2 separate regions of the Homo sapiens genome follow, and region 1 is linked to region 2. A link is an interaction called in ENCODE POLR2A ChIA-PET data of the cell type or tissue named here. Cell type or tissue: OCI-LY7. All regions are shown on one strand.

Region 1 (2,500 bases), 330 kb before region 2:
CAAAAGCACCTTTTGGGGAAATGGTCTCTCCTTTCAGAGTCCACAATGTCCAGAGGTCTGAATTTCCTTCCTTTGGGAAGGGCTCGCGGGTGTCTGCTGGCTGGTGTGTGTATTGCCTGTGACTCTTGGCTCCCCTGGGCTGGGTTGATCTTGCAGGCTGTGTCTTAGAGCCCTGGGGTCCAGGACAAGGAGGTGGAAGCCCCTGAGTGGAGTCCCTTATCCTTAGCCCCTTAGAGATGCCTCAGTCCCCTCCACCCCCGCCTGCCCTCCTGGGGCCCAGTCTCACTGCTGCCCACCCCTGCCTGGGGAGGAGAGCCTTCCCGTTAGGCGGGCTCTTCCTCCTCTCTGCATCCCCGTTAGCTGGAGCCTTGGGAGGGGAGACCAGTGTCTCCCTGACCTGGCCTTGCTCCTCCTCAGTAATTGTGCTCTGTCACCTCCCCTTCATGAATCTCTGCAGCTCACGCCACAGTGGCCTTGGCCTGGCCCCTCCACGTCACTGGGCAGCCGGGCTTCCGGGGCTGGGGGAGGGCTGGCACTAGTTGCCCTGTTCACCAGGCGGGTGGCAGGGTGGCGTGCTCTGCAGCCGGCTGGGTCAGGGAGGAGCCGGAGCCTCCCCCAGTGAAGTGGGCCGGGAGGGCGCCCTTGAGCTGCTGCTGGCCTCCGCAGCCCTCCCCCTGGGTGGGGGCTGACACCCAGCCCCAGCCGGCCGTTTCCCTGCCGGGAGCATCCTCCTGGCCTGGCAGCTGTCCCTCCCCGCACAGAGGAACTGGCAGCCACAGTTGCTGATCCTAGTTGGGTGCCCTCGCTGACTCCCAGGGTCCTTGGCTGTGAGATGGTGCCAGAATGGGCCCCTCTGCGCCTGCTGGGCACATGGGGTGACGTTTCCTGGAAATGCCTTGGCTGTAGCCTGGCACAGGCAAAGAAGAACCTGTGGCTTCTGTGTGATGTTCCCCTGCCTGCCCGTACCTCGTGGCCCTCCACACAGTCCCGCGGAGTTCCGAGTGGTCCAAAACAGACACACGGATCCTTCCTCTTGTCTAAATGCTACTTAATTTTATTTGTTTTAGAGACAGGATCTTGCTCTGTTGCCCAGGCTGGAATGCGGTGGTGTGATCACAGCTCATTGAAGCCTTGACCTCTTAGGCTCAAGAGATCCTCCCACCTCAGCCTTCCAAGTAGCTGGGACCACAGGCATGCAACCATCACACCCAGCTCATTTTTTGTATTTTTTTGTAGAGACGGGGTCTCGCCGTGTTGCCTAGGCTGGTCTTGAACTCAAGCAGTCTGCTCATCTTGGCCTTCCAAAGTGCTGGGATTACAGGCGTGAGCCACTGAGCCTGGCACTAAGTGTAATTTTTTTTTTTTTTTTTTTTTTTGAGACAGAGTCTTGCTCTGTCGCCAGGCTGGAGTGTAGTGGTGTGATCTTGGCTCACTGCAACCTCTGCCTCCTGGGTTCAAGCGATTCTCCTGCCTCAGCCTCCTCAGTAGCTGGGATTACAGGTGCACGCCCCCATGCCTGGCTAATTTTGTATTTTTAGTAGAGATGGGGTTTCACCATGTTGGCCAGGATGGTCTTGAACTCCTGAGCTGGTGATCTGCCCGCCTTGGTCTCCCAAAGTGCTGGGATGACAGGCGTGAGCCACCGTGCCTGGGATGACAGGCGTGAGCCACCGTGCTGGGATGACAGGCGTGAGCCACCGTGCCTGGTCCCTAAATGTAATTTTAAAGATGGGCACAACACTGCTGTGATTTCAAGGGAAAGGCGGCAGCTGCCCGTGACCAGGCCTCCTCCCACCTCCTCTGCAGCCTCCGGGTCCCGGCCTCCCGCTGTCCCTGCAGGGTTCCCGGGAACAGGAGGGGCCTTCCGCCTTCGCAGGTACAGGCAGCGGGCAGCTGTTTTCCACTGCACTTTCATCACCCGGTGAGGCTGCATTCGTCCCCGTGGGCCTTAAAGCAGCACACTCTCTCTCAGCGCTGGGCTGGGAAGTCCAAAGTCAGCCTCGCTGGGCTCAAGTCAAGCTGTGGGCAGGACTGGGCCTCCCGAAGGCTTCCGGGGAGAGTCAGTGCCCGCCTTTCCCAGCATCTGGAGGCACCTGCATCCCTCGGCTCAGGGCGCCTTCCTCCCCTTCAAACCCACAGCACAGCCTTTTCCAGTCTCTCTGACTCTCACCCTCCTGCCTCCCTCTTTAAAGGACCCTGTGAGGACACTGGGTTCCCGGATAATGCAAGATGTTCACCCACCCTCAGGGTCCTTTGTTCAAGTCGCACCTGCAGTCTATTGGCTGAGTGAGGTGGCCTGGCCACAGGTCCCAGGGATTAGGATGGGGACTTACCTGGGGAGGCTTTTGTTCTGCTGGTGGGTGTGTCTCGGGGGAGCAGCTTGGGAAACCAGCCATTTCTTTTTTTCTTTTTCTTTTTCTTTCTTTTTTTTTTTTTTTTTTTTTTGAGATGGAGTTTTGCTCTTGTTGCCCAGGATAGAGTGCAATGGCTCAATCTTGGC
Region 2 (2,500 bases):
CTGGCCTTTTTTAAGGCCATCCATCTGCACACTGATTGAATTCTTGCTTCTGTATCCTAGAGCTTGGAACAGTGTCTGGAAAACAGTAGGTGTTCAGTGGAATGAAGAATGAGTAATGGTGTTAAAAATGAATAATATGTAAGGACTCCTAATATAAAGACAATGAATGAATGAATGAATGAATGAATGCAGCCCCAGGATACTTGCCTGCGAGTCCCAGGTTGCTGGACGCAGAGCACCTACGGTCCAGTCCTGGCTCTGCCTCAGCCTCGATGTGTGGCTTTGGCCAAATCTCTGGGCTTCATCTGCCCAAAGTGATGGTTGCCTGATGAAGCTTGGTAGAGGGGGACTGGAGCTCGAACAGGGGTCCCCGGCCCACCGACTCCTCCTGCCCTCAGCGCCCAACCAGTGCGACCTCAACTGCCTGGCTGAGGGGCACGCCTTCTACCACAGCTTCGGCCGCGTCCTGGACGGCACCGCCTGCAGCCCGGGTGCCCAGGGGGTCTGCGTGGCTGGCCGCTGCCTTGTAAGGACTCGTCAGGCCCCGCCCGAGCCCCGCCCACCTCCCACTCAGGCCCCACCCATCCTAGGCTCCACCTCCGCCCTCCTCCCATTAGCCTCCACCCCCTCCCTAGGCTCCACCGCCTTCCCCCTCCCCTTCCAGGCCCTGCCCCCAGCCCCCCTTAGGCACCCACTCCCGGGCGCCAAGCCCATCCTCCTCCCGCCAGGTCCTGCTCCTCCCTAGGCTCCACCCCCATCTTCCCTCCAGGCCTCGTCCTCTTGCTCCCAGGCACTGCCCTTTCCCCAGGTCCTGCCCCTCCCAGCGTCAGTGACGCCGCGCCTGTCCTTCACCCTTTAGAGCGCCGGCTGTGATGGGTTGTTGGGCTCGGGTGCCCTCGAGGACCGCTGTGGCCGCTGCGGAGGCGCCAACGACTCGTGCCTTTTCGTGCAGCGCGTGTTTCGTGACGCCGGTGACTACCTGCCCCGCCCTCCCTGCACACACGTCAGAGTGGGCCCTTTAACGAGCCGTGGCCCGGAAGCAAATTTCCGTGCTGATTGGCCAGTGTGCGGCCCAGCCCCCCTTTCTCCTCATCCTGATTGGCTACTGACAGATTGTCCCGCCCTTCCCCAGGACAGATGGGGTTTTAACCCTTTCCCTGCCACACTGAAGCAATAGTAATTGTAACTCCAAACGTTTACGGAGGGTTTTCCGGTTCCCAGGACCCTGGCTAGCTGTCTTACCCGCAGTAGCTCATTAAATCCTCAAGTCATCGCTCAAATACACCCCCACTGGCACCCCAACACCCTCCTACCCTCCCACCCAGGTGCCTTCGCTGGGTACTGGAACGTGACCCTGATCCCCGAGGGCGCCAGACACATCCGCGTGGAACACAGGAGCCGCAACCACCTGGGTATCCTAGGATGTGAGGCGAGAGGCACCCGGCTGGGCACCCGGGGGCGGTTGTCCCTGTTTACAGATGGGGAGACTGAGGCCTGAGGAGGGGACCCCAGGGTCTGGGAGACGAGACGACAGGTTCCTGAGGGCTGACTGTTCCCTTGCAGCACTGATGGGGGGCGATGGGCGCTACGTGCTTAATGGGCACTGGGTGGTCAGCCCACCAGGGACCTACGAGGCGGCCGGCACGCATGTGGTCTACACCCGAGACACAGGGCCCCAGGAGACATTGCAAGCAGCCGGGCCCACCTCCCATGACCTGCTCCTACAGGTGCCACTGGGCCTCCAACAGGGTCAGAGGGGGTCGGCTGGGGACAGAGGGGAGAGGCTGGGGACAGAGGGTAGGAGTGGAGGTGACTGGGGCCAGAAGGGGGAGTCTGGGGTCAGAGGGGAGAGGCTGGGACAGAGCATCAGAGGGGGGAGGGTGGGGACAGGGTCAGAGGGGATCAGCTAGGGACAGAGCATCAGAGGAGGGAGGCTGGGGGCAGACAGGATCAAAGTGGGGAGGCTGGGGTCGTAGGGTCAGAGGCAGGAGGCAACCCCAGCCTCCTGTGAAGCTCCCTGTGTCCCCTCCCCTGCTCCAGGTCCTCCTGCAGGAGCCCAACCCTGGCATCGAGTTTGAGTTCTGGCTCCCTCGGGAGCGCTACAGCCCCTTCCAGGCTCGTGTGCAGGCCCTGGGCTGGCCCCTGAGGCAGCCTCAGCCCCGGGGGGTGGAGCCTCAGCCCCCCGCAGCCCCTGCTGTCACCCCTGCACAGACCCCAACGCTGGCCCCAGGTGAGGTGGGGACAGCCAGGGTGGGGGATGAGTGGGGACTGAGGCCTGTGCCCCTCACAGCACCGCCCATCCCACAGACCCCTGCCCACCCTGCCCTGACACCCGCGGCCGCGCCCACCGACTACTCCACTATTGCGGCAGTGACTTTGGTGAGACCCCCGACCTCTACCCTGACTTAGCCCCTACTAACCTGGCCTCCTCCTGACCTCTGACCCTAATCTGACTTTACCCTTGACCCCTTCTTCTGATCCTAATTTGCCTCTTGACCCT

Evidence for each region. Peaks named below come from ENCODE experiments on the same cell type or tissue, not always from the same donor. Only the 100,000 strongest peaks of a DNase experiment are listed, where the experiment ranks them.
Region 1: POLR2A ChIA-PET joins it to region 2 with 5 read pairs; 3 of 35 experiments call an interaction of 5 or more read pairs at or near these places.

Annotation. Positions count from the first base shown.
Region 1 is chr19:1,831,791-1,834,290 of GRCh38, reverse strand. All of the region lies in intron 1 of REXO1 (RNA exonuclease 1 homolog), which reads left to right. Among named protein-coding and RNA genes, the nearest start is that of REXO1, 15 kb to the left of the region's middle. In OCI-LY7, no CTCF peak of the experiment used is centred here; no DNase peak of the experiment used is centred here.
Region 2 is chr19:1,506,469-1,508,968 of GRCh38, reverse strand. ADAMTSL5 (ADAMTS like 5) reads left to right here. Exons shown (of 12, transcript NM_213604.3): 6 at 399-526; 7 at 860-971; 8 at 1,326-1,412; 9 at 1,564-1,727; 10 at 2,041-2,230; 11 at 2,308-2,379. It overlaps LOC124904609 (a long non-coding RNA gene), which reads right to left and starts at 977. Exons shown (of 2, transcript XR_007067084.1): 1 at 853-977; 2 at 1-305. RefSeq lists a silencer at 852-1,051 and an enhancer at 376-1,225. In OCI-LY7, no CTCF peak of the experiment used is centred here; DNase peaks (open chromatin) are centred at 718 and 1,058; H3K4me3 peaks cover 1,135 bases; H3K27ac peaks cover 556 bases.